Linked DNA regions of Homo sapiens: region 1 is linked to region 2. A link is a loop called in an ENCODE intact Hi-C map of the cell type or tissue named here. Cell type or tissue: heart right ventricle. All regions are shown on one strand. Each heading gives the region's core, and the rest is flanking DNA. Links, peaks and the distances in the headings are about the cores only. Region 1 has its middle 74 kb from the start of CPMER. Region 2 overlaps MN1 (MN1 proto-oncogene, transcriptional regulator).

Region 1 (14,347 bases), core at 1-8,000, 160 kb before region 2:
CTGCCAGTTAAACTAGGAACACACACAACGCCAACTCCGAACTCACAGGACTCACACAATAAAAATGCAGGGCCTCTTGTTCAAATATTAAGGATTTCAACATGGTGACAGGAGGGCATTAAACCAAGCGTGGACCCTTCTGTGCTCAAGGTCCTGCATGACTGCAGGGGTCCCACACTCATGATGGCCTTGAACACCTACTCGGAGCCTGCATGAAGCTGGACTTTCACCGCTTTGGCTCATTTAATCCTCACAACAACCTTGGGGAAGACGTAATGGTGGCCCTCCTGCTCGAGAGCTCATAAATGTGTGTATTTGTGTGTGTGTGTATGTATTCTATGTGTGCTCATGTGTGTCTGTGCATGTCTGTGTGTTTCCATGTATATGCATCCATGTATGTCTGTGTGCATGTCCACATATGTGTCTCTGGGTGTGTGTCATGTGTATTTGTCTGAATATGTGTTCGTGTGTGTCCATGTCTGTGTGGGGGTGTGTGTACCTGTGTATGTGCCTGTGCGTGCGTCCACGTCTGCGGGTGCGTGTGCCCGTGCGTGCGTCCACGTCTGCGGGTGCGTGTACCTGTGCGTGTGTCCGTGTCTGGGTGTGTCTTTGTGGGAACATATGTGTGTATCCTGGCAGAAGTTTTAAACAGCCAAAGAGAAGATCAGATCAAAAGCAGTTGGCACACTGGATGAAGCCTGGCCCTGAAAGATGGGATCAATTCCCCTGCCCGGTCCTATGTGGGTCCACATGGGATCATCAGCTGGGTCTGAGGGAATTCCCTGGGTGGGGCCATTTGGGGGCAGAAGGGAGCTGTGTCTGTGGATCCCTTGGGCAGGCACCAGGCTCTGCAGGCTTCACCCTCAGCACAGCAGAGTGGGGAGCAGTTTCACTCACTCCCTCATTTATTCAGTTACTCACTGGGCACCCCCTTTGCACTGACGGGAGCCAGACCCGGCCATGCCCTGTGGGAACTCACAGCCTAGTAAGCAATTCAGGTGGCACAGGGAGTTGTAGGGACCTAGAGGAGGCCACTGACCCAGCCGAGGGACCATCAGGAAGGCTTCCTGGAGGAGGCAATGTCTCACCTGAGACTTGGAAAGGAAGCAGGAGTGATATCAAGAAGAGGGAAAAGTGTCACAGGCAGAGGAACACACCAAGCAAAGGCCTGGGGGTGGGACGAACCCAATCATCCGGCCCATGCGAGCTTCTCCTGTCCCCCTGCCGCTGCACCCTCACCAGCTCCCTCTCTCTCCCATTCCTCCTTCAGGTCCCGATTTCAACTTCTCTTCCTCCAGGAAGGCTTCCCTGATTTTGCACGAGTACACACACACACACACACACACACACATACGGTGAGTGCATTTACCTGGTCTTTGCCTTCGGGCACGTACCAGAGTATAACTTAAGCTCAAAAGTCATCTCCTCTGCATGGGGTACTTTTTTCCATAGCCCAATGCCGAGAACAGTCCTGGCTCATAGTAGGTACTCAACAAATGTTTGTTGATTGAATAAGTGTGAGAGAAGACACGAAGGCATGCGTGCACCTGTTGGAACGAAAGAGCTGCAGGAGCTTGAGAGTTTAGTGTGGGAGTGCCTGGCCCCCTCAATGCAGGGGCTATGACCAACCCAGACACCACATATTATCGTGGTCAGAGGCACAGAGGCCCTGAGACAAATCCTGCCTCTGTCTGTTCCCAGCTCTGTGACCTTAAGAGACTCTCTTAGCCTCTCTTGGTCTCAGTTGCCTCATTGGTAAACTGGGTTCTCAAGAGGTTTAAATGAGGTCATATAGAAAGTGCAATCAAAAGAGTGCCCAGCACATTCAAGATACTCAATCTGTGTGGTCGGTGTGTTATTATTTTTCTCCACCTCCCCGGCATTCAGCCCTAGACCAGGCAATCATGAGCTGTCAATCAATGGAGATACTACCATCATCACCATCACTCAGAAAGATGGATCAGACCATGAGAACTTGTCACCTGATGATAATCATAAACCCTGACATTCACATGGGCCTGAGAAGTTACCAAGAGCTTTTCCTGGGTGCTGCTCCTCCAGGTTTCAAGGGCAGGTGGGGGCCCAGCCCAGAACTCTCTCTCTTCAGCCTCCCTTTGGAGCTTCATACAGCAGGCTCATCCTCTGCTTCTCCACCCCTCACTACCTGACTTCCAGCCAGTTCAGTTCCACTGTGAACTCTGGGAGAGATGGACAGCTTGGCGATGGGAATGTCAGTGCAGCCTCAGGCCAGAGAGCCACTGCTCAGTGGAAAAGTGGTCTCTGGTCCTGGGCGATGGAACAGCATTTCCAGGCCTGGCAGGACCTGTCAAAGGCCCTGTCCTAGAGACACATCTGTACCCTCCACGCCTCACCCGTCTCTGGGATCCTCAGCCTGGGTCCCCCAGCCATGCTGGGATTTAGAACCAATATTTTTAGAAAGCACAGCTGAGGCTTTTTAACAAGGTTATGCATTAATTCAACAAACATTCCCGGCTTGGGTGCTGGAGAAGCAGAAATGAAGTCGATACAGCCTCTGCATCAAAGAGCTCACACTTTAAGTAGGAAGGAAGGTGGCAGCTTTGGCGAGAACATGGGGCTTTGGGGGAGCAATCAGGGCAACTCACAGCCAAAACATTGAAGCAAAGATGTGGAGAAGAAGGAATTAGCAAAGGCAGAGGGAGTTTCAGGCACAAGGAACAGCAGGTGCAAAGGCTTGGTGGCTGGAGAAAATGGAGAGAACTTGAAAAATGTGGCAGGACTGGAGTAAAGACAACGGTTGGGGAGGCAGAGTGTGGCAAGAGAGGGGCATCTTCTTCCAAGACTTCCCTTTATTGGAAGGCAAAGCCAAGGAGAGATTTGGTCTTACAGATACTTCATTCATTCATCTGCATGGTCATTCAACAGTTACTGACAGCATCCTGAGTCAGGCATAAGGTGGGTCCTGGGCAGAGGGAAACAAACAAGGGAAGGGCATGAGATGGGTGGGAAAGTAGGGGATGTGGGGCACAGCAGATGGGGAAGGCATCAGGGACGGCTCCCTGGAGGAGAGGGCTCCAAGCAATCTGAAAAAAATGCCTCCTCCTACCTCTAAACTGAGCTCAGGTATCCAGGGGAATATCAGCCCCAAAGCTCTCACCCCCATCAGTGGCAGGGAAGGTCCAAAATTCTCCAGGGAGCTGCTTATCCACTCATTCATTTGTCCATTCATTCATTCATTCATTCATTCATTCATTCATCATTTCACCCAGCATTTGCTCAGACAGACAGAAAACCCAGCCCTGCCCTTAGAGGCTCCCAGCACCACTGAAAAGGAGACAAAGGCATGAATAAGCAAACAGAAGTCAGTATCAATGGCGGTGGAACATGGACATCCAACACTAGCTGTCAGCACAACCTCCTGAGAGTTTTATAAAACACAGTTTCCCTGGGCCCGACTGCGAGCCACTGACTCTACCTCATGGAGTCAGTCCAGGGAATCTGCATCCTAAAACTCCTCAGGGACTGGAGATGGCTCAGCCTGGCACTTGCCTGCTGACGGTCATTTCAGAATCCGTCTGTGCCAGGAGCACCAAGTCCCTGAGGGACTGGTAGAATCAGGTGGCAGCCGGGGACAGGCCTCTGCTGACTTCAGGTCTTATTTTAGCCTCTGGCATGTCCCCAGGAGGCCCCACAGGAGGGGGCCGAGGATTTTACAGGAGGGATTTGCACGGGTATTTTCAGTCTAGATGGAGGATCAGCCTGGCCATAGCCAGCCCCGCAGTTAGAGAAACCAGGCACTGAAGTCTAATAGTACCCACCACCCACCCTGGAGAAGCTGGCCTCCTGGGCCTCCCTGAGCCCTGGGGTGGAGACTCGCTGTCAGAGATGAGCTGAGAGACCTGTGTGGGCCTCTGAGCAGATCTGGCATCTGGCAGCTTGGAACAGCTAGAGACTATGTTTGCAAAAGATGGGTGAGGGAGGCTGGGGGTATCATCTCCATTTCACAGATGCAGAAACTGAGGCTTGGAGAGGCCAAGGCCATTGCCATACCCTGAGTCAACCCCAAGTCCTTGTAACAGTGAACTAGGTCTTTGCTAAAAAGACAGCCCCGGTGCCTAACAGATGTCATTCCAAGCCAATGATTAATAAATAATGCTAACACTCGATGCTGGTAACCAGCCAATGCTTACATGAAGCGTGGATAGGCCAGGCACCATTCTCAGCACTGGGCATATTTTACCACTAACTCCTCTTCATCCTCACCAACACCTACAAAGCAGGCAGTAATAGTATGCCCATTTGACAGATGAAATGAACTTGGGAGTTGGGCAGAAAGATCCACGGAGCCCCAAGTCCCCAGTGAGTCTTTCCCTCCCCAGACCACCTTCCCAAACCCTCCCAGCCCTCATGCTTATTCTGATAAACCCTCCAAAGCCCGGATTAGTAAAGGGGTTAACAAGGTGGATGGCACCCCCCAGGCTTGGTTTGCACCTGCCAGTTAGAGGCAGAAGGCAGTCTGGGGTCAATGGACAAAGCCAGGCACGAAGTCCAAAGCATGGGTTTGAATCCCAGCCCCGCCCTGGCCTTCCTGAGCCTCAGTTTCCTCTGCTGAGAACTGGAAGCATCTATTCCCACCCCAAGTACCACCTAGCATGGCAGGTAGGGTCAAGAGAGCAGGAATACGCTTCTCCACCTGCAGATGAGGAGGCTGAGGCCCAGAGAGGGGTTGGCAGATGCTCAGGGACCCCTGGCTGGGCTGGGAGCAAATGAGCTCTTGTGAATCACATGCCCCTGTCAGAATAACAATGAAGGGGGAGCCGAGAAACAATGAGGGCCCAGTTGACTCTGCCCAAGGGGCAGTCGGCACAGGTCTGTCTGACTCCTGGGCTGATCTGACCGTTCTCAGCAACAGAAGTAGGGGAAGGCATAGGTACTGGGGTTTCAGCCAGTCTCCTACTAACCAGCTGGGTGACCTTGGACTACTTACTAAACCTCTCTGAACCTCTCTTTTCTCAGCCTCAAAATGGGGACAATCACAGTAAGGCGGTTGCGAGAACCCAGGAAGGCAGGAGGTGTGGAGTTGCCTTTTCCAGATGGAGCACTGGGAACTCAGGCTCTGGGGTGGGGAAGGGACTTGCCCAAGATCACAGGGCACCCATGCAGCTGAGCAGAAGCTTGTCTGCGGCTTCTCCCCCACCCACAGGCCTGAGGAGGAGGGGCCCCGCCTCTGGTGGTGGGGAGGTGGGATGAGGGAAGGGTTCCCTGAAGCACGGGCATCGCAAACCGCAGGACTGGCATTTGCAGGGATGGCATTCCAGGTGGGGGAGCCGGCCTAGGCAAAGGCCGAGGGGCTGGACGGCACTGAGAATGTGCGGAGACCAGCATGACATTTAGACGGCTAGAGCGAAGGAGGCGGGAACGTCTGCAAGTAGGTGTGTGCAAGGTGGCTTTTCCATCAGCATGTGTGCGTGTGTGTGCTTACACACGTGCATGAGTGTGAGTGCGACTTCTCGGCCGCAGAGTCCCCCATTAACGCTCCGGTATTTGTTTGTTCAGTTCCGCTGTCCCATCGGCCCTGCTGCCTCTCTGCACCCCGTTTGCCAGTCGGCTCCCTCTCCCTCTCCCGAGGTCTCCATGCGTCATTAAAACCGAAACAAGCCCCTGCTCTGATGGTTAAACCAGATGCCCAGGCCCCATCCTGCCTGGGCCCCATCTCAGGGTCAGAATGAGCCACGGAGCTGCTGGGGAGGCCCCGTCCAGCTGCATCAGCCCGTGGGGGGCCTGGGGTCCCAAGAGGGACAGGGCCAGACGAGGGGAAACCCAATCCGTGACACATGGAGATCATTTGCAGAAGGAACAAAATCCGTGACCAACTCCAAACGGATGCAAAGGGGAGGGGAGCGGGGCTGGGTAAGGAGTTCTCAGGGCCAGTGGGAGATGAGGACTGAGGCAAACCCTGGGCCAGCCCCAGGCCAAGCTCTCAGGTTGTCTCAGCCACACTCTCTAGGAGCTCCTGGCAAGGCTCCCACCCTCCCTGGGCCCTTGTGTTCTCCTTTCAAATAGGGTGAGGACTGAAAGAAAGATTCAGAGCAAATGTCTGACCCTGTGCCCAGCAAATGGTTAGCCTGAAGCAAATAGATTGATACATAGATGAGACAACTGAGACTCAGAGAGGTTGTGCAACTCAGCAAAGGGCACACAGCAAGTCAGCCTAGGAGTGGGGCTCGAATCTCCCAAAACGGAAAATGTCCACAGCAAAGGGACATGGGCAGCCAGTCATGATTTGCAAAATCAGACACACCGTGGCCTTCATCTCCCCTAAGATGACTTTCCCTTCTTCCCATTTTACTGAGGGCCTCAGGACTCCAACCCACGAACTCCACTCATTTGGTTTTTTGTTTTGTTTTGTTTTTGTTTTTGTTTTCTTTTGAGACAAGGTCGGGCTCTATCGCCCAGGCTCACTGGGCTCACTGCAACCTCCACCTCCCAGGTTCAAGCAACCCTCCTGCCTCAGCCTCCCAAGTAGCTGGGACTACAGGTGTGTGCCATCACACCTGGCTAATTTTTGTATTTTTTGTAGAGATGGGGTTTCGCCATGTTGCCCAGGCTGGTCTCGAACTCATGAGCTCAAGCGATTCTCCTGCTTTGGCCTCCCAAAGTGCTGGGACTACAGGCTTGAGTCACAACGCCCGGCCCTGGTTTTTGAATTTAGCTTCATTGAGATAGCTAAACTCATAGCATACAACTCACCCATTTCAATGCAATGTATTAAATCAATGTCAATGAGTTATACAATGAACAATTCAGTGGCATTAAGTACATTCATAATGTCACACAACCATCACCCCATCTCTCTCTCTTTTTTTTTTTTTTTTTTTTTTGACACAGGGTCTCGCTCTCTCACCCAGGCTGGAGTGCAGTGGCGTGATCTCAGCTCACTGCAACCTCTGCCTCCCACTCTCAGGGATATTCCCACCTCAGCTTCCCAAGCAGCTGGGATTACAGGCACACACCACCATGCCCAGATAATTTTTGTATTTTTTTTAGAGACAGGGTTTTGCCATGTTGCCCAGGCTGGTCTCGAACTCCTGGGCTCATGTGATCCACCCACCTCTGCCTCCCAAAGTACTGGGATTACAGGCATGAGCCACCATGCCCAGCCACAACTGTCTATTTCTAAAACTTTTTGATCACCCCAAAAAGAAACTCTGTACCTATTAAGCAGTAACTCTCCTATTTCCCCCTCCCCCTGCCCCCTATTAACCACTTTCTGTCTCTGTGAATTTGCCTATTGTAGATATTTCACATGAGTGGAATCACGCAATATTTGTCCTTCTGTGTCTGGCTTCTTTCACTTAGCATAATGTTTTCAAGGTACATTCATGTTGTAGCATGTATCAGAACTTCATTCCTTTATATGGCTGAACAAGATTCCATTGTATGGATATGCCACATTTTGTTTATCCATTTATCCGTAGATAGACACCTAGGCTGTTTCCACAGCTTGCCTACTATGAATAATGCTGCTACAAGCACGGGTGTACAAGTATCTGTTCAAGTATCTGTTTACAATTCCTTTGGGCATATTCCCAGGAGTGGTATTGCTGGGTCATACGGCAAATCTATGTTTAGCTTTTTAAGGAACCACCAAAAAGCAGCTACACCAAGAGTCTGAGGCCCACTGGTTCAAAGTCCAGACTGTGTGAAGGTTCAGGGACTGCCGCTTGACCTAGCCCTCATCACCTCTTGCCTGGACCTTTCCAGTAGACTCCTGGCTACCCCCTGCCTCTGCCTCAGCTCCTCCAGTGGCTCCTCACAGCCAGGAGATCATCTGCAGCTCTTCAAAGCCACCTCCCTGGATAAAATCAGCAGACACTGTGCCCTCCGTGGGCCCCTCCTGTCCCCTGTGAGGCCCCACAGCCATCTCCACCCATGCACCCCAGCACTTACCACGGGTGCCAAGTCATCTACAGACTCCCTCTATTGGTGGGCTCCTTGAGGCTAGAGACCATGTCTAATTTATGTCTCGTCATGGTCTTGAATAGAAAAGGTCCTTGGTAAATAAGTGTGTTGCATAGATGAAGAAACCGGGGCTGAGAGAGGAAATTGACCTGCCTGAGGACCCGGAGCTGGGAAGTGAAGGACCTGATTCAATAAGATGGCAGGTGTCAAGTAGGTGTTCAAAATTATTAAGCACCAGTTCTCTTCCCACCTCTTACCTTGGGGAGTCAAAACACCCCTGGGTCCAGACCAAGCCCTACTTCTAACTCGCTGTGTGACCTCAAGCAAGGCAGTTGCCCTCTCCGGGACTCAGTTTCCAATTTGTGATCGGGACGATCTCTTTGGGTTGGAATTTGAGGCCTCTATGGCCACACCACCGTCACCACCCCCTCCCCCAGCAGATTCCTCAGGGCTCAGCTGGACCCCTCAGCCAGCCCCTCCTGCCCACAGGTAATTAGAGGAACACAGCAGGGGTCGAGGGCAGGGGGAGGCCCCAGCAGGCGGCTCCTTCCTCTGAAAGGGGCCCCTCAACGCTGCCTGCCCAGCTCCTGCTGCGAGAACAAAAGGCCTTGTGGACGTTCAAAGCAAGGCGCCGGGCGGGAGGCCAGCGTGGGCGGCCGCAGAGATGGCCACGGGGCTCGTGGCGGGGATGGCCGGCGACTGGAAGCTGTCCCCATCCATCAGTCAGCAGTGACAGCTCCCGGGGACCTGCAGCCCCCCCTCGGCCCTGCCAGCTGACCGTCCGGCTGCAGCAGGCCTCCCTCGCCTGCCTGGTGGCTCCAGCCTGATGACCTGAATAATGGATCTGCCTTGAGCGTCCCGTCACAGTGACAGACACATCTCTGATCCAGGCTTCTCGCTTTACCTTCTCAGCCACATCCCTGGCCAGCGGCCCCCAATGTGGAGAGAGAGATGCAGCACATGTCACCCTCATTCTGATGGGCCATGGATACCAAGCCAGCGTGGCCAGGGTCACAGTGGCCTGGGAAGTCCAGGAGTTTACAAGAGCTTGACCTTATCTGCTACCAACTCGCTGGGTGATCCTGGGCAAGTCCTGGTCCTTCTCTGGGCCTCACTTTCCCCTCTTGTGAAGTGAAGGCGTCATCACCAAACTCTGATATGTGAGTTCTGTGATGCTCAAGTCCCCAGGAAGACATGGAGAGGCAGTGGCGAGATGGAGCAGGGCAGACCTGGTTCCAAATCTGGCCTCTGCTTTCCCTTGTTGCGTGCACTGGGCAAGTTACTTAATGCCTCTGAGAGCCCCTGATCCTCTTCCTCCTCTTCCTCCTTGGTGTATAATGAAAACCATCTTCCCACTTCAAGGGATAATTGTGAAGGTGAAATGAGCTTATATCTGCAAAGCACTCAGCCCAGAGCCTGGCATGGTGCAAGCACTCTGTCAAAGTATCACTTACTGAGCATCTACAATAGTCTGTGCCATGCTAGGCTAGGTTATAGCCATAAATGAGATCAAGAAACTGCCCAGAGGTGGGACACAGTGGCTGACGCCTGTAATCCCAGCACTTTGTGGGGCTGAGGCTGGTGGATCACTTGAGCCTAGGAGTTGAAGACCAGCCTGGGCAACATGGTGAAACCTGGTCTCTACAAAAAAATCAAAAAATTAGCTGAGCATGGTGGTGCATGCCTGCAGTCCCAGCTATTCAGGATGCTGAAATGGAAGGATCGCTTGAGCCCAGGAAGGTTGAAGCTGTATTGAGCTATGATCATACCACTACACTGAGAGACAGAGCAAGACCCTAACTCAAAAAAAAAAAACAAGAGAGAAAAGAAAGGAGGAAAGGATCCAGGAAGGGTCTGAGAGGCAGCCTTGGAGATGAGACTGGAAAAGCATTCTGGACAGAGGGAACAGCTGGTGTGAATGCTTAGAGGCAGGACCATGCTGAGGGTGTTTAAGGGATATAATGAGAACACTCTGATGGAGCAGAGCTATGGAGAGAGAGGGACCAGGCAGTGCAGTGGCGACGCTCAGAGTGTCCAGGTTGGCATTCCAGCTGTCCCTTCCTAGTCGAGTGGCCTTAGGGAACCTGCTTAACCTCCCTGTTCTCCGGGCCTGTGTCTGCTACGTGAGAACAATCCTGGAGTCTACCTTTTATCATATGAGGATGGAAAGGAGGTGGTGGGCTAATGTGACTGGAATGATCCTACATGAAAGAAGCCCTCAGTCCCCGGAGCTATTTTTTTTTCAACATCATCATCGTCGTCATTGTAGACCATGTTGGGCAATTTGACAGATAGTATTGGCTTTCTGTCGCCAGGTGCTTTTCTTTTAGAAAACACTGGAGTCCAGGGGTGTCGACTGGTATAAGAAAGTTCCTACAGCTTGGGTGGTAAGAGAAAAAAAAATTGGAAACAACCTAAGTGTCCATCACCGGAAAGATGACTCAATGAGTAGTGACATATTCATACTGCGGAATAGTCTATCGCAGTGACAGTGTGTCAACTGGAGCGTCACGTATCAACAAGGATCAGTCTCAAAATAGGATGTCGAGCCAAAAAAGCAATCACAGAATATGCATATGGGATGCTTGCATTTATAGAAAGTTTTAAAACCTGCCAAGCCGCACAGTATACCTTTTATGGATACACGCGTAGGTAGTGTATCCGTAAAGTACAGGCCAGGCGTGGAAATGGTATGAAGTAATTCAGGATCTCAGTTCAGTAGGGCACTGACTACCCCACTGCTCTCTTTTGCTGCCTCTGCCTTATTTTTATTGTTATTCTGGCATATTATATATTTTAGCCTACTCTGTTTATCCTTCGTCATCCTTCTGCTCTGGTGTAAGCTCCATGAGGTCAGGGCTGGGATTTTTGCCTGATTCATCCTGTGCTGTATCCCCAGTGCCTAAAACTGTGCCTGTAACATAGTGAGCCCTCCGTAAATAAGGACTGAGTGGATGGACGGAAGTAGGGCGGGAAGGAGGGAGTGAGCATTGCAGAGAGAAACTCAAGGTCTTCCTTATACAAAAGAACACACAGAGGGCCCCAGATCAAACCAGAGGGCTGGACTGAGAGATAGTAGAAAGGTCACCCCTCCCTCACCTCTGCCCCCAAGGGCTCCGCTGCCCCACCCCAGGTCGTGGACTCCCATGCCCCCAGCCCCCTGCCTGGAGTGGGAGGGTGGGGCTTTTGCTGCAAGGGTAACCCTCATTCCCATCTCACTGGGAAAGAAGACAGGAGCTGGGGTCCACCCCAGGGCACGCCAAGGCCGCCTAGCTGATATACAAGAGATTTTTCAACTCTGAGTCAGGGTAGCCAAAGAAAAACAAATGCAGCGAGAGCGCGCCCAGCACAAATGTTCTTTACCGTCCCCTGATGGTCTGAGGTCCAGGACCCCCACCCTACTGACACCCACCAAGCCACAAACCCTCTGCCCTGGTCCAGGTCCCACGGATACCACCCCATAAATTTTCCAGGTGTGTCCACTTCGCTCCATCCCCAGTCCTCTCTTGTCTCCTGGACAGGGCAGCGGCCTCCTCGCTTACCTCCCTGTGTCCACTCTGACCCCTCCCTCCTCACAGCTGACTTCCATTCCACTTCCTTAATGACTCCCCACCACCTTAGAACACAGTTCTTACCATCGTCCAAAGCCTTGGGTGTTCTTTCTTGTCCTTCAGTCACTCAGCTTATATTCTCTACCACCACCATCACCACCACCACCAGGAAGCCTTCCTGGACTTAGATGCTCCTTTTTGTCCTTCAGTTGCTCACTTATATGCCCCACAACCACCATCATCACCACCAACACCAGGAAGCCTTCTGGGACTTCCCGGGTGGGGCCAGCTGCTTCTTCGGGCTCTCACAGCCTCCTGGGCTTCCTGAGACAAGGGAATCCTGTTGCCCATAGGAATGTGAGGTCCAAGAGGGCAGGATTCACGTTCTTTTCATAACTAGACCCCCAGGGCTTGGCCTAGGGCAGGCACTGGTTAAATACTCGTTGAAGGAACACACGAATGAATGAATGAATGAGTTACACATATGAATGACTGAATGAATGAATGAGTTTCCTACCTGGAGAAGTTCTGGATCCTTTGGAAGGTTTAGATGTGGATGATAGGGAGTTTCAAGCCATCTGAACTCAAGGCCTCCCTAGGGTCTTCAGGGCCCACAGCCCCTTCTTGCAGGGAATACAGATGTTGGGAGTTTATCGCCTGTTCCAAGCATTTGTCCAACCCCCCACCGGCAATTTCCCTGCCAAGTAAAGTGAGCATGATGTAGCTGATAAAGCTGCATTAAAATTCCCCTCGGCCCGATTTGCCTTCAGGAAAATGGTGGAACCCTAAATCTCAATGGGCATGAAACACAGAGGTGTTGGGGGTTGGCAGGCAGATGAGAGCCTCCCAGCTGGGAGAAACTAGGGAGGATGGGACTGCAGGCCCGTAAATTACTCCAGAGGGCTCAGCCTAGATGAGGCAACCCTTCCAGCTCCCACCAGGGCCAGGTGAAGTAGGTGGAGAAGGAGGTGGAGAAGAAGGTGTGAGGGTGTAGATGGCCAGGGAGGTGCTACGCTGGGCCTAGGGACCCTCCCCCTAGCAGCCTGGAATGACCGTCCCTATAGGCCTAGAAGGAATTGCAAATCTTTCAGTTCACCTGAAGCACTTACTTTAATCAATCCCTACAAGAGTGCCAGGAGAAAGGTGCCTTCATCATCCCCTTATTTCCAGATGGGGAAACTGATGCTCAAAGAGGTAAGGTGATTTGCCCTAACATCACCCAGGTCCTCCCTGCTGGGGCCCTGGAGCGGCAGGCTGAGGCCAGGCCCGAGGATTTCAGTGGTACAGGGAGGATATTTAAATCATTTCTTTTTCTTTTTCACCTTCTTTATAGCCTGTCTGCTTGTGGTGGCTCCGACACTTGCCAATTCTCCTTCACAACAAAGAGTGGGGGCATGCAGTCCTCATGCTCCCAAAGAGACAAGGAACAGCATCAAGCCAGGTTTCTCATTACAGGATTTTATTTCCACTGTGCTTCTTTTTTTGGGGTTTTTTGTTCGATTATTTGTATTTATTTATTTATTTTAGTTAGTTTGTTTTTGTTTTTGTTTTTGTTTGAGATGGAGTCTCACTCTGTCGCCCAGGCTGGAGCACAATGGCGTGATCTCAGCTCATTGCAACCTCCACCTCCCGGGTTCAAGTAATTATCCTGCCTCAGCCTCCCAAGAAGCTGGGATTACAGGCATGCGCCACCACGCCCAGCTGATTTTTGTATTTTTAGTAGAGATGGGGTTTTGCCATGTTGGCCAGGCTGGTCTCGAACTTCTGGCCTCCAGTGATCCACCAGCCTCAGCCTCCCAAGGTGCTGGGATTACAGGCATGAGCCACTGACTGCAGCCCTTTTTTGGTTGGTTTTTTAGTTAGAGATGGGGTCTTGCTATGTTACCTGGGCTGGCCTCGAACTCCTGGGCCCAAGCAATCCTCCCAGGGTAGCTGGGACTACAGGCTTGCACCCACTGTCCTCTTTTTTTTTTTTTCTTTTGGGATGGAGTCTCTGTCACCCAGGCTGGTGTGCAGTGGCATGATCTTGACTCAATGAAACCTCTGCCTCCCAGGTTCAAACGATTCCCCTGCCTCAGCCTCCCAAATAGCTGGTATTACAGATGCCCGTCACCACGCCCAACTAATTTTTGTATTTTTAGTAGAGATGAGGTTTCACCGTGTCACCAGGCTGGTCTTGAACTCCTGACCTCAAGTGATCCACCTGCTTCGGCCTCCCAAAGTGCTGGGATTATAGGCATGAGCCACCGTGTCTGGCCCATTGTACTCATTTTTGAAGACACTTTCTGCTGGCGGACACCGATATTGGTTTCTCATTATTTTCAGCAATATATAGCTTCCTTTTAAAAATATATTTGTGTGTTTTAAAGTGAGTCTACTTAAAGAAAAATATGAAGTAAAGAACACAGGCAGTACATGGTTATGCCAAAAAATCCATAGCACTCACCTCCCACCTGTCTTATCAGTTCACTATGTGTTAGTCCCAGGCCCTGCCTCGTCCCTGGGGCAAAGTCCAGAAAGCGGGAATTTTTGCCTGCTTAGTTCATGGGTTTATCCCAAGTAGCCCAAAACAGTGCCTAGCACATAGCAGGTGCTTTACAACAGTAAAGAGTTGTTAAATGAAGGTGGTGGCAATCTAGGAACGGCATATTGAAAACTTGCAGAGCCAGCTCCAAGGAAGTCAGTGATTCTGAACTCCTATTCTCCAGACATTCTATTGTTTTCCAAGATTCAATAAGCCTTAATTTTAAAGTTCTAGAGAGCTTAGCTCTCATAATTCCTGACACTGTGGTCCTCTGATTCCATTCTTCTCTGTTTCAGAGGCCCTCTGCAGCTCAGATGCCATATAGGGGCAC
Region 2 (14,590 bases), core at 6,591-14,590:
GGATGCACCTAGGGGATCACAGGCACTCCCAGGGAGCAGGGAACTGAGCCTCCTCCCAGGCCAGGCCAGGCCTGAGTGCACACGGCTCAGATTTCAGGACCAGTTTCTCTGTTTGTTGAAACCGCCAAACACCCCCATATCCACCCAAAATGTGGGCAAACCCAGCCTTTCTCTCTATTTCAGCCTCAATGTGGATGGACTGTCAAAAAACACAACCGCCATTACCATCCGCTACACAATCTAATGTCAAAAATCTCAGACGCAGAGGAGGGAAGGTAGGGGCCTGCTGAGAACTAGGACACCAGTTTTTGCAGGCTTAAAAACAGATCAATTTTACTCTAAAGTTTAAAATGAAACATGCTCTTGTTTGGGGAAAGAATTTCATTAGGGGGAAAATATAATATAAAAATACCCATTTAGAAAGAATGTGCTATTAATTCTTAGCACTCTATGCAGAGGGGAAAATTGCATTTTTATCTAAATGGTTTTTCTGCATAAGCCATTTACAATATTCTTTGCCTGTCTGTAATAGGCCCTGCTACCATTAGTACTGGGACAACCAGGCTGAGGGCTGAAATCGCCCTCAAACACATTTAATACATAACCTCTGAAAATCTATTCCAACAGGGACCTTAGCGAACAGGCCGGCATTCCTTTTTTTAAGGAAGAAATAAATACTGCTGGGTTGTGGGTCGGGGGGAGTTGGGGAGTGGTGTGCTGATGCCGAAGGAAGGGACAAGATGGTTTAAGTTAAAAACAAATGGTATGAGTCCCTTTAGCCAGATGTAAAATTGCAATCGTTTTTTGGTTGGACGATTGCAACTATTTGATCGCCGGCATCTATATAGATGTGCGTGCTGGCATCCGCCACACACACACACACACACACACACACACACACACACACACGGGTTTCCATCAAACAAGCAAACAAGGAAAGGATGAAATTTGGGATATGAAAACAAACTATTTTTAAACGCTAAAGCAAACACACCAAGATAGTAATACTGCTATTTTCCCATTAAACCAAGTTTGTCTCAATTTGAAAAGCGAGAATAATCTAAACAATACTTCCAAACAAACTGCTCGGAGTCTGGGTGTTGTGGCCTCCGCCGTTCCTAACAACGGAAAAACCCCCTCTGTCGAGAAGCAAAAACACAGGCAGGGATGGGGCCGGCCGCTTCTCCACGTCCGGCCACGTCGCACCAAAGGAGTCCTCCCCCACATCTTACGCCTGGACGCCAAGACGTCTCAAACTTAAAAATGCAATACTTTTTCTTTTTTCCAAAAAGTTTTTTTAAAGTCTTCCAGCTCTTTCTCTCTTCGATTCCCAAAATAACTACTTACTTAATACCAAATGTTGGGGAACTAAATTAGTTCATTAAGGAAATGCAGGGGCCGTGATGGGCACCGAGCGTGGGGGCTCTTGCAACTTCGCTGCCATAAGCCAGAACGCCTCTGGCTGCTCTCTTCCGGCTTTACCTAGCCCATAAATTCTTCCTTTAAAACCAGGAGTCTAGAAATGTCATAATTATAGCTGATACAGGTAACAGGTGTGCCCCCCCCCCATGGCCCCTCCCAGCCCCACCACGGCCATCCAGACAAGCCTCTGGAAGATTTAGTGGTCTTGCCTGGGGTGTCGTAATTACCGGAAACGACTCCAGTTTTAAGGGTTAGATAAAGACCCTCTCCAAATTTAAGGCCAGACACCAATGTCCATTAGACTTTAACGGGCCCACATAAAAAAAGAAATTGTATCCTCATCTCTCCAAATGCCTGTTTCCTCAGCGCCTTCAGTTCATTTCAGGCTGGCTCAGCGCCGCAAAGACTCCGTCTGGCCCTCACTCTGCAAAGGCAAGGCCTTGGTGGGAACCGACGAGATGAGCGAGGAATTAAGCAAATGGTGGGGGGTGCCGAAAACACCATTTCTCAAAAACTGTTATGGCCGAACCCTGGCATTTTGATGGTTGTTTTTTGAGTGGAATTTTAGCCCATCTTCTGAAGGCAGAGAGACAGGAAGGCTGTGGGGAGCCCAGAGAGGAAGAGGGGGGCCCCCCAAAGAAGCCAGGCTGAAGTGCTCGCACCATCAAAATGACACATGCTCCCCTTTACAGACTCAGTGTTAGGAAAGGCCAAAGCTGAGGGCTGTTTTGCTTTGTTATTCCTTTTCTCAGCTTCCGAGACTTATGCATACTTTTTCTTCCTTCTTTGGAAGTCAAACGATGCATTTCTTAAAAGTTAAACACACACACACACACACACACACATCCTCCTACCACCACCACCACCATGTGTCAAGGAAGCAGCATAAAAGGTACTGCAAAGAGGTTGAAGATTCCCAACTGTCCACCCATGTGCAGAGACCTCTGGCCCACACGAGTGCTCAACTCCCAGTCAATTAAGAATTAATGCTGGGAAACTCTCAGGGTCGGAGAACCAAGGCACCAGAAGGAAGCCCGTGTTCTTTGGCCGTCTCCAAGGTTCTGGGAGGCTGGGTTTGCTCAACGACTGGGCTTTTTCTCCCTCCTCCTGGACGAGTGATGGTGAAAGGCGCCACTCGCCTCCTCTTCCTGTCCTGAGGAGGTGGTGGGAACCTAGACTACTGGTGGCCATTATTCTATGCCAGGCAATCCGGGCCCATTAATGCCCGTGCGCACACACACACACACACACACACTTCTAATCCCAGCAAAATGCTTCACAGGCGCTGAGCACAAAATAAATGCTTATTAACTAAACTGACCCAAAATAGTGAAATGTACAAGTAAATTAATCATGCCTTTCCCGGAGGCCTAACAGGATTACAAATTCGGCAAAAATTGACCGCATGGAGATCAATACGCGTCTACTTCAAACTGAACGAGGCCAAAACTTTGCATGAGCTTCTTCTTGGGGGAGAAAATTATTTATTCATTTCTTATTAAGACTTCTCAGGCCTGTGTGGTATGTGTGCACGTGCACGTGCGTGTGTGCACGCAAGCAAAGCCCGGCAAAAGGCATTCAAAGCTTTCTGCCCAGACAATTTAGAAATAGTCATGGCATAAGGATCGTGAAATTGCTCCTGTTCTAAAAAGCCAAATTTTGATCTGCAGCCTCCCTTCCTTCAAATACTAAACAATCGCCAAAAGTTACATTGCAGGGGATGAAAATGGCCAATTTGTTTTTAGTCAATTAGGTCTCACTGCAAAAGCATTAAGGGCTTCTGAAGGCTGGACCTGGGGTCTCCTGGAAGGGAGGAAAGAAGAGACTCTTAATTTCTCCAGCTCCTTTCCACACTTGGCTTATCTCAAGTCAGGGAAATCTTCCTCTTGCTGGATTTGTCACTTACTTTGGTCCCCTTTTTGCCTACCATTCAGAGAAAGGAAAAATATATATATTGTGTGGGAGGGCATCATGGGGCACACTTGCATTTCAAGGCATTGGGACCTGCCTACAAGGTCTGTGAAAGCCAAGATCATCCCTGAGGGTCTTGCTAGGAGGGAAGCCTTAGTGGCCACCTTACAGGATCACCAGGGGAAAGGTCACTCCCTTTTCCCACCCCCATCATCCCTCTTTTATGGAAGGATCTGGGCCTCAAGGGACCAGCTCCTCTGCAGGAATTGGCCACAGGCACGTCTGGGTCCTGACCTACCCAGGGCCCATCTGGGTCTTCATCCCCTTGAGCCTGCCTCGGCCACTAACTCAACAGAAACGGGTCCTGACTGCTAACAGACCCACAATGCGGTCATCCAGTCTCAGGCTGGGTCCTCCGGATCTACCTCCCCCATGCATGTGCAGCGATGTGGGAGCCCCGAGCCCCACAGGGAAAGCTTGGGCAAGAACCTTCTGTCCTTTGTGACGGCCGACACCAGCCGCCAAGTAATTCATACACCCTCAGCCTAGCCCAGGTGATGTTGTTATAAATGAATTCCACATTTATAAATTATTTTCCACTCGCGAACCCCAAGAGTCAGTAAACGACACTTCAACTCATGTTGACGCATTTCTCCCTGCCCCATCCGTCCCTCTGCCATGCCCCTATCCTGAGAAAATACGCCGCACCCCAATTTCCATCTAGTCTTCCTCACTGGAGGTGCTTCTCTCTCTGCCTTCTGATTTATTTGGAAATGAGGACCTACAGTGTCCACATCAGGATCGGGGCCCTAAAACTTGCAAGGACGCTTTCAAACAGCACACAGGGACCAGGAAGAACCCACTAACTTCTCAGCAAATTCTCAACCAACCCCTGCTTTCTCTGGAAGACTGAGCTTTGGGGATTTCAAAGCAGGCTAGGTTTTCTGCCGACTTCCCCACCCCTTCTCTGATCATAAGATGGTCCCTCAGAAGTATTTTACTCCTGGTGGTCGCTGCCAATCACTCAACAATGCTTGTGTTCCAAGATCCAAGGGCGTCTGAAAACACTGCTTCACAGTAACTGAAAAGGGTCATATCTTTTTTTTTTTTTTTGACATCTCATCCTTCCCTGAATGACTGGATGAGCAAGAAGTTATGTGTGTGTGTGTGCACGCGTGTGTGTGTGCACGCACGTGTGTACGCATGTGCGCATGCGTGGAGGGGTTCACTTATTAACTGTCATCTCACGTTCCAGGAGTTCCCAAATAGGACCAAGAAAACCAGACCAGGCACACTGGGGCCCTCAACTTTGACGCAGAGAGATTTCTCCTAGTCATACCACGCAAAACGAGTGGCATCAGAAAGACCCCCCCAGACGGTGTCACTCCAGGGAAATTTTTGTCCCAAGTGTTGAGATCAAACAAAACCATCATGCCCAAAACTCTTTAAATTCTTCTCAGCACTGAGAAGAAAAAAACTACTTTTAAATCCTCACAATTGAATGCATCAACGGGCCACTTAGTTCTCATGAGTCAGGCTGCTCGAAGAGCGAGCAGGAAAAACAAAGCTGCAAGGGTGCCTCAGCACCAAAGTTAGTCCACGTTTCCTCCAAAGACATGACCATGGCCATATACTTCTGAGTAACTATGCAGATTGTTTTTGAGACATGCAGGATAAAAACAAGACCTGGTTCTCTTGTGGGTATCTTTGAAGTCCCCAACTTTCCAAAGATCTTCTATAGCAATGGGTCCCAAATACGCCTCCGCCAAGGGGTCTCCCTGTTTCCCTAAACTATTTCCCAACACACCTTGCATCTCCCAAACCAAATACCAGCATAGGTAAGTCAAACTGTAGCCCAAGAAACCGAGATAGACAGAAGGAGCAAAATCCTAGGAGCAAACATTTTGGGGGAGTCCAAGATTTTCCACAGAGAGATCAAAGATGGGAATAAGATGGAAGCTTCTGGGCACATAGTTGATCCTATAAACTCCAGGGGAAGTAGGGCAAGGTGAGTTCGCTGGACTCAGAGCTTTCAAGATGAGAACACGAAAACGTGATTTCCCTCAACAATGTGAGTTTATATGGGGATGTTTATTGGGGAATTTTTTCTCCCTTTTTGGACAAGTCCATTCCATGGAAGATGTTCCTTCTGGGACATTCACAGAGAGCCAGCATGTTATTACAAATGCTCTAAGACCTCCAAACTGCTAGATTCAGTTGCCTTATGTTTAAAGGGCATTTGGGTCCCTACGATGATGCGTAAATCGTGAAAAGATACGCATGCAATCACTATAAAGTTCTCTCTGCTCCGGCTTCTCAAGGAAGTGGTGATTATGAAATCCCACCAGCTTTCTCAGCCTAGAGAGAATGACAATTTGGGATGCTGTGGCTAGGACAAGTCCTGACTCAGGAGGTACCTAGGGTGCCAGTCCAATATGGTCTTGTCAGGCCCAAACTGGAAGCTATCGGGAACCCAGTTTCAACCCCTTGGATTTCAAGACTGGGAGAAACCCGTGGCCATTTCTCCCCTCTGTGCCCTTTTGGGCAAACACCGGGTTGGGAGCAGATACTTCACTGGCTGCTCAAACCTCGGAGGCTGCTGATTAAAATGAAGGCCGGCACACAAAGCGGGTCTCAGCATCCTATAATAATTACATCCCGAGAACATGATGCCTTTCAAAAGTCCCTCCCCACACAAGTAAATGAAACTTAACTCTGCTTCTCAATCCTGGTCACAAAATAAGTTTGGAGGTTTTGCCCCCTGAAGCGCACACTTGGCAGGGTATCATCTCACCCACGCTCTGCAAAGCGGCTGATCACCCAGGTGAGGCTGCATGCTGTCCTGTCATCGGAAGATGGCAGGAAATGACCAGGGCCACCTTCGTGCGGGGTGACCCATCGGGCACAATGTGCCAGGATCCCAGAACCATCTCTCCTTTTGAGGCCTGTTCACAGTTTCTCGGGGCCCTGGGTGGCTCTGAGCTGGGGACTGTGGCTGAGCTGTTCTGCATCAGGACACAGAGGGTCCCTGCAGGCAGGACCATGACTAATTTGAAAGCCCAGTGTCGTCTCCGCCACGTCGTTGGTACAAAAAGATTACAATAAAGGCTAGGAATTTCCATAAATGAGAAGCAGCGTCCGCTTCCCACAACTGGTGGGGGTAGGTGGGGGGGGAGTAAAGAAGGGGAGGGGGCACTGATTCAAAGATTCCTCTCCTGGCAGGAAACTGGTGTTAGCTGAACTCAGCCAGAGAGACACCTCCACGTACGCTCACGCACAAAACCCAGCGAGGGGCGACGTGCGTCTGCTACTGAAATACTCCAGATCAAAGTCACCCACAGCCCAGGAGGCCCGGGAGGCTGAGATTTCGTAATTAGGATCTTCAAAATCCTCCCTCTATTTTTAGGACTCACGCTCATTCAGTCCTTTACAGAATCAGAACCTGTCAGCTAAGGCCATTGAGACTGAAGGGTGAGCTCCTTTCCCCGCTCGCCTTCAGAAAGCAGATTAAGGGTAAACTGGAGGAGTGACTCCAGATTGGATGGAAATACACTCGGCCATGCATATGTATATATGCGGATGCTGGGATGGGGCGAGGGGGAGAGAGGGGGGCTTCTTCACACACTGAACTGCATGGGGCCCTGCTTTGCTCCCCTGAGATACAGACCCAGAGCTTCCACCCACCTCAGCTGTGCTCTTTCGAGCTGGCCCCCAGACCACTTCATTTGGCTCCAGTGTGTGTGAGAAGGCGAGGAGGCTTGAAAAATTTCCTCCAAATGTCCCTCTTCTCAATCACGCACTCATGTATACATCAACATCTCCACCAAGAGCGATCAAATCCCACACTCAAATCTGTCCACCCAAGACGCGCCTAAATATAGACACCATCCTAAAACAAACACATCGTCGGCAAGTCAAAATCCTGACTTGAGTCAAAATGATGAGGTTGGGCGATCCTGGCCCCTCCAGACCAGAGAACTGGGTGGAACAAGCAGCGGGTAGTGAGAAAAGGACAGAAGGTGAAACCACTGGTTGCAGCCCCCCACCCCCTCCGACAAACAGAGGACCGCTCTGGCATGAGAGGATTTGGTGTTTTTATGTTGCGGTGTGCTTGGGAGGCCTGCTTGCTCCCACACACTCCCCAGACATTTGATCCTATTATATAAAGCTACAGCCTTTTAATCTCTAAAAATAACCAAACAGAGGTAAATACAGTATTCCTTACCAAGAGTGTTTATCTCTCCTAAATGCTTTCGGCAAAGCTGATCACTCCCTGGGCAAAGAACACAATCCGACGTCATTGTCATTCAGGTGGAGAGAAACGGGTCACAAGTGATTCTGCTACATTTTCCAGCATAAAGTGAGTTTAGGAGATCCTGTGAAATCCCAGTGACCCACTCAAGTTGGCCCTTCCACAGTGGGAAGAATTTTCCTCCTCTAATTTCACCTGGTCCTGCCGGACTATTTATTAAAAATGTATATTTTATATCAGCACAGGGTATCAAGTAACTTCTTGGCAAGAGTAGCCGCATTTTCAAAACCTATTAAGATTCTTTGTGGAAATTTAAATACCTCTGTCAGGCAAACAAAATCATATCAGGAATCATAGAATTTCCTTGCTAGAAAGAGAAATTAGATTAACTAACTCTCACTCCTTTCCTAGAAACCTCAATAAACTAGAAGTACATTTCAATAGTTCCTTATTTCCGGTCTGAAGGGGCCTCACAAGAAATCTAAATGAATTTATATTAAAGAAAGCTATACTTGAGGAAAGCCCTTCAATCTATAAAAATTGCATATATATATATATATATATATATATATATATATGAATATATAAATATATTTTGCATATTAGAAAGCAATGGCTATTTAAAATCAAAACAGCCAGAAAACCCAGTGGTAGAAAACCATGACAAGTTCAACACTGCCAGCTTTCAGCCCCTTAAAACATCCTTGTCCTTTATTAATATTTAGTAGAAATGTATGATTGCAGATGTGTGTTAGGTTGGGGTTTTATGTCAGGAGGCGGGCAAAGTAGACAGGTTTATTACAGCCATGAAATATTAAACAAGCACCAAAGAACAGTAGTTTGATGTCCTGGGATATCCAGGGAGCAGGGAGGCCCAAACGTCAGCTGCACAAAGGGGGCCCTATCTGTTTACATTATCCCTTATTAACACCTGCGAAGTTTTGGGTTACATCTTCCGGAGGCGCAAAAGTCACATGAAGGCATACAACTCGTGCTGGGTAATTTCACAGGGAAACAGGATTGCAAAGCTCTTTGCCTTCCCCCAAACAAGTTCAAATGAGCCTTAAAAATTCTCTCAGGAAAACAGTGCTTTGCTCTGAGGCTAGGACCTACCTGCCCCCCCGCCCCAAGTCTGCCCTATGTCTAAAGAAATTCCATGTTCAAATCTTGCCTGCCTAGGATTGCTCAGTGCTGTTACTGTGTTCTGACTGCAACACTGAGAGAAGCATGAAATTCCAAAAATTTCTCTGGCATCACTGTAAAAATATCATACTTCCAAAAAGGGCAGGATTGCTTGCAGAGTGTGTACCGAGACTGCTCCCATTTCAATGTATGTGAAAGAGTACTTCAAGACTGCCCTGGGTTTCAAGATAGAGCTACCAGGGGAAAGGAGGTTTGGCAAAGATAAACGTATTACAGAATACGGTTAATTCAACTTTTGAAAATTGTAAGGGGCAGGAGGGGAGAAAACGTACTTTTTCCAACTTAATATGCATTATCTATAATCTATCATTATCTCTCCTCTCTGTGTTGAAATTCTTCCGTAGCCACACACCTATTACAAAGATAGGTGGATGAAGACTATACTTTCAGGGATCATTTCTATAGTGTGTTACAAAGATAGGCGGATGATTTTGCAAACTCTTTTTAAATCCATATAATTCTCACCAATTTAATTGATGTTTGAATAGGCCCAAACTCAGGCTGGGTTTTGTTTTTTGTTTTTTGTTTTTTTCCTTTCCACAATCTCACCCTTCCCCCACCACAACTTTGTACAAATAGAGCCTCATGCTCAGAGGTAAAGTTGCATTATATAAAAGTTGTTGGGTGGGTTGATTAAGAAGTCAAGAGAAGCATGATTTGGAGAGACTAGCTAGATTTCCTGGTTTAAAAAAATCATCATCCCATGTGATGTTGGCCTAGACTTTGCGAGAACGACAACTTGCCAGTCAAGTTCCCTCCCCTCCAAAGGACATCTCAAGCCCATAAGACAATCTGGGCACGTCCCAGTGGCTGCACGCCTTGTACAGTTCTGAAGACTTATTCGTTCCCTCCAATCCGAGCACGGATCATTTTGTTAAATACCGACTAGTATTTTGTCATTGGAGCGAAGAATTTCAGAAACGGTGTTAATATTTAATCACATTAGTACTGGCATGTTTTACGGCGTGACAAAATAAAATATCATTACAAAAATGGGCTTTGCCTGCAAGGGGAGTAGAAAAAAAAATGCTGGGGCTGGTACCTAGAGAAGGTCCATTCAAAGCCATTGGACACCACTGCTCAAGGCTAATGGGACCATGAGCATGTTTTTAAAGGAAAAGCAGAACATTTTGCTATGATTTTTTTTTCTGTCTCTATTTCGAAGTGGCACACTTCACTCTGATTTTCAGTGAGGGGACTCAGGGGCCTGTAGAAAGCTCTGTGTACCTATTTATACAACGTGTGCAGATGGAACTACAGGGTGTTATCATAATGAAAAGTTTAATCATCCTTATTTACTACCAGTAAGGGAGCAGGATTCAGATGCAGATACCTTATAAAGCCTTAACTAGCAACCCCAAGGCTACAGAAGCTTCGAGTGACCTCAATTCGCTGCTTTATCGAGGAAACTGTCCTTCCCACACCACAGAGTAGAAAACAAAGGAGGTCAAGTGGGTGTCCCTGCTGGTGCTTATAAGACAGCCAGCCCTGCTGGTCCCTGATGGAAGTCCCTGTCGCCCCGCATGCAGGGGAGGGCTTCCTTTAGCTTACAGGAGAAATCAACCCTAAAGTGACTAGCATCTGTTTCTAAAAAATATTTTCATTCATCTGACTGTGATGATGACACAAACAAAACATTTCTTTGGTGACATTTCTTCATTCACAGCCTGCATCTTCATCTCTAAAGGAAGGACTGGAAAGGGGATGGGGAGAGACAACTTCTAAAAATCTCATTAAAATGACCCTATACCTGTCCACCTAGTCTATGAAGGCCCTTTAAAAGACTTGAAGATGAAGTGCTACTGTTTTTCTTAAATGGATTCTTTAAATCAGGGTTGTTGTTTTTTTTTTTTTTAACTTTTCTCACCTCATTTTGGCCAATATGTTCTTAATTACTAGGAGTGGGAGGGGAGGATGAGAAGGGGAAGGGGGAGGGGCGGCTAGGCCAGGCCAGGCCAGGTAGAAGTGACAGGGGCTGAGATTTGTGCTAACCAGCTATCGATCGGGCCAGATCGAGATGTCGTGTACAAGAAAATAAAGGGGTGGGGGGAGCAAGCAGGAGGCTGTGTCCAACTCGATTTTAAAAAGGGGGGGAAAAAAGGGAGAAGAAGCTGAGGGTCCCAAACTAACCAATTTATGGCCTTGCCTGGGAGAAGCCTGGAGAATGCTGATGCTGGCCGCAGCGTCTGCTGTGCATGCTAAACACCCGGCTTCAAATGAGAGAGTGCGTCCCGGGCGTCCTGGGCTGGGCAGTAACCGCGGAACAAAGAGAAAAAGCAGAGAGGCCGCATTCATGAATTAGAAAACCTAAGCGGGAAAGCTACCCGGGATGCGCGCCTTGAAAGCCCCAAGTTCTGAACCACCCAACTCCCAGCCCACTCTCGCTTCCTCTCCTCTTGCCTCCCCCAGCCCCCATGCCATTCTCCTAAAACCTACCCTCACCTTAAATCCAGGGTCAAGACATGGCAGGATGTGGGGAGGATGAGGGAAACGAAGGCAGAGGAGGAAAGAACTGTAAAAGAGGGCAAGAATTGCACTGGGGGGGGACACATTTTCAAAAACAAGGTTAAAATGCCAGCCACTGGTTCCATGGTGATAGTCTGTCTAGGGAAACCAAGGGAATTCAACTATAGTTTAAAAGAAAGACATAGAAAGAAAGAAATGATGTTACCTGATTTTAAGAAGCCATTAGATATATATAGATACATATATAGACACACATACCTATATATACACCTATATATATACACACACACACACACACGCACTTTATATACAGACATTTTAAACCTCCATTCAGATAAAATAAATATCTACGGCAACCCAGTCATCCTTAGGTTAAAAAGAACTGTTATTACTTTAACTGGAATGGCAGCCCATTTACTAACCCCACCCCTCCCACCTTAAAGGCCTCCAGGCCTGGTGGGGAGGGGGTGCTTAGAATGCAAACGAAAGCTGGGACAGGACATCTGTCACCAAAGCCAAGCGAGATATTGACAAACACGGATCCTTTGTGTCTTAAGAGTATATATCCATATCCCCATACACAAATGATGTCCAAGCCGACCCCACCCCAGCACTCCCCCTCCCCAACCCCACCAAATGTCAAGGGGATGCGCCCTGAAAAGGTTCCCTGCCTCCTGCAACCCCCACAGGTCTCCCGTTTTTCAATGAAACTCTGATAGTTAAGAAGAGACAAAATAGCTATTCATTAGGAACAAATGTCAAATTAGGCGTTGCCTCTGAGTGATGCTGCCGACACCAGGGCTGGTAACTTTTTTTTCCTAAAAATGCTGGCACCTAAAAGAACTAGCGCTAGAGGCTGACTAACTAGGAAAAGGTGGGAGGCGTTAACACAACTTCCCAGGTGTCCTGCCAGGGAAGGCGGCACACAGCTGCTAAAAAGTGGAGCCAGCCTCAATGTTGAGGGTGGGGAGGGGTCTTAGTGTGAAAGGGAAGGGGCAATTCAGCTAAAACTGGGGGTGTGGGGGCGGCTGGGCGGGGTACTCTACAAGATTCCCAAAGGGCTGCCATCTAAGTTTTTGCCACCCTGTGGCACTAGAATCTACCTGGTAACATGTGGGGGGCTTGGGGGCAGTGTGTGTGGGGGGGTCTGTCCTCACAGCCCTTGGTGTAAGCAAAGGTGGGATAACCAGCTCCTAGTTGGGGATTAGGAGGGTTTGTGCCCTCCAAACCTCAAAGGACCCCAAAAGGCGAAGGCTAAGTCCTGCCCTGGGGATGGGGCGGGTCACCCGGGAAGTGAGAGGAAAACGAGTGTGCATATACCTTCTTTGCTGTTGGGGTTCTGGGGTTTGGCCTTCTCCCAGGGCGCCAACGTCTTGTCGTCGTCCGCGCTGTCCACCAGGGCCTTGTCAGCGGGCATGTACCAGGCAGCGCTGTGCTCTGCCATCAGCGAGTCCAGGTCAATGGTGCTCATGGCGCTCTTGACCGCCTCGGAGCAGCAGCTGCCCAGCTCGCTGTCGCCATTCTGCGCCCCTGAGGCCCCGACGGCGCACTCACCCTTCTTGCCACCCTTCAGCCCCAGAGGCTGGTCCTCGGAGATGCTGAACTGCTGCCTCTGTAGCTGGATCTGCGCCTGAAGGATCTCCAGGGGGTGGATCTCGTCGGGTGGCGGGGCGCCGCTGCTGCTCGTCGGGGTGCGGACCTGCTCCAGGCCCGGAGTGCCCGGATGGCCCGGGCCCCCACCGCCGCCGTAGCTGTCAGGGGTCGAGGTAGAGTTAGACATGATGCCCAGGCCGAGGGCGGGCGGGGGCGCCTTCGGTCCGTGTTCCCCGGCGCCTACCCCACGGGGAGGGAGTTTGGGCGAGCCGGTCACCAGGGGACTCCTGCTCGCTTTAACTAGTGCCTGGGGGTTGTCAGAGCTGGACGACACCTCGTCCTCATTGGCGTAGCTCGTGCTCACCTCGTCCGAGGCGAACTCACCCACGTTTGGCGAACTACTGTCCGACTTGGCCCCGCCGTCCAGGGACCCAATGAGGTCCGGCTGATCCCCCAGGAGCAACTCAGCCCCCTTCCCCCAGGATGGCGACGTGAGCGCCTTTTCGTGGGGCGTCGGTGCCCCGCGCGTCTCGCCTGCGGAGCTTCCCCCGACGGCTGCGCCTGACGCTTGCTGCTGCCCTGGGCTCACCCCAGGTGCGCCCCCGCTGTCCGGAGCCGCCGAGTACTTGTCAAAGAAGGTGCCAGGGCTCACGTGACCACTGTCCCTTTTTCTGCGACCCCGTCCCCGGCCGCCGCCCCCGGAGACCGGCTTGCCGTCATTCCCCGACGTGGATTCCAGGGTGTAGTTGGGGGAGAGGCTGGTGCCGTCCCCCTGGGCTGGAGGGTTGGGCGGCCCCGAGGCTTTGGAGCCGCTGCTACTGGTCCCGGACGGGCCTCCGGGTCCTGGGGCCCCAGGAGCAGTCCCTCCTGGGAAGTAATCCGAGCCCGGGTTGCCGGCCACTGCCGCGCCGTCGGTCTCGTTCTGGCTCAGTTTCCTCTTGCCCTCTGGCGGGTTCTTCTTGTTGAAGGTCACGTTGAGGTTGGGGGCCCCGAGGCTGGCGATCATGTTCTGGCAAGCGGTGGAGAGCGCAGCCAGGCAGCTCTGGCCGAACAGGTTGTCCTTGGAGCTGGGCTTGTTGAAGGAGCCCAGCGAGAGCGCGCCCAATTTACTGGCCGAGGTGCGCTGGCTGGGCTGGAAATCAGGCTGCGGCGGGTAGGCACCCCCGCCACCGCCGCCACCAGAGCTGCCACCGCCCCCTCCCGCGCTGGGGGGCGAGTTCACGCCTGGACCGCTGTGCGGCGTGGACTGCCGGCCGGCTGCACCAAACGGAAAGCCCGGCTGGCCCCCGAGCGCAGACGTAGCAAAGTCCGGCGGCGGGGGCCGGCGCTCCGAAGCAGCGCTGGGGAGCCCCACGCCCGCCCCGGGCGACTGCAGCTGACCCAGGCCTCCCAGACTGCCCCCGAACTGCAGGCCCGGTGAAGGCAGCGCGGGCACGTGGCCCTCTCCGGGCATCCTCATCGGCTCCTGCAGAGGGCCCCGGAACAGCACCCCCGAGCCACCAGGCGGAGGAGGGGGCGCCAGGCTGGGGTCGTGCGGGCCACAGTCAGCGGGCAGACCCGAGCCGCCCATCCTACGGGGCAGCAGGTCTCCGGGCGGCGGATGCGGACCTGAGAACCACGCGCTCTCTTGCGCCAAGTGCGGCGCCTGCTGCTCGAAGGTGCCCAGACGCCCGGCGCCCGTGCTGCCGCCTTCGCGCTCAAAGTTCGGCTGGGCCAAGCCGCCCACCGGGCCGCCATGCACCA

What was found. A loop is a pair of places that touch in the nucleus more often than their neighbours do. Peaks named below come from ENCODE experiments on the same cell type or tissue, not always from the same donor. Only the 100,000 strongest peaks of a DNase experiment are listed, where the experiment ranks them.
Region 1: a loop joins it to region 2, with 4 times the contacts of the local background. A loop is called at or near these places in 26 of 110 quality-filtered maps.

Annotation. Positions count from the first base shown.
Region 1 is chr22:27,633,716-27,648,062 of GRCh38, forward strand. No RefSeq gene overlaps it. Among named protein-coding and RNA genes, the nearest start is that of CPMER, 74 kb to the right of the region's middle. RefSeq lists enhancers at 185-778, 3,699-4,199, 4,412-5,216, 5,217-6,020, 8,273-9,206. In heart right ventricle, for the core only: no CTCF peak of the experiment used is centred there; DNase peaks (open chromatin) are centred at 3,586 and 5,985; H3K27ac peaks cover 1,406 bases.
Region 2 is chr22:27,784,189-27,798,778 of GRCh38, forward strand. It overlaps MN1 (MN1 proto-oncogene, transcriptional regulator), which reads right to left. Exons shown (of 2, transcript NM_002430.3): 1 at 12,575-14,590. Among named protein-coding and RNA genes, the nearest start is that of MN1, 10 kb to the right of the region's middle. RefSeq lists enhancers at 1,209-1,736, 6,706-7,682, 14,542-14,590. In heart right ventricle, for the core only: a CTCF peak has its summit at 10,309; no DNase peak of the experiment used is centred there; H3K4me3 peaks cover 7,388 bases; H3K27ac peaks cover 5,167 bases; H3K27me3 peaks cover 1,479 bases.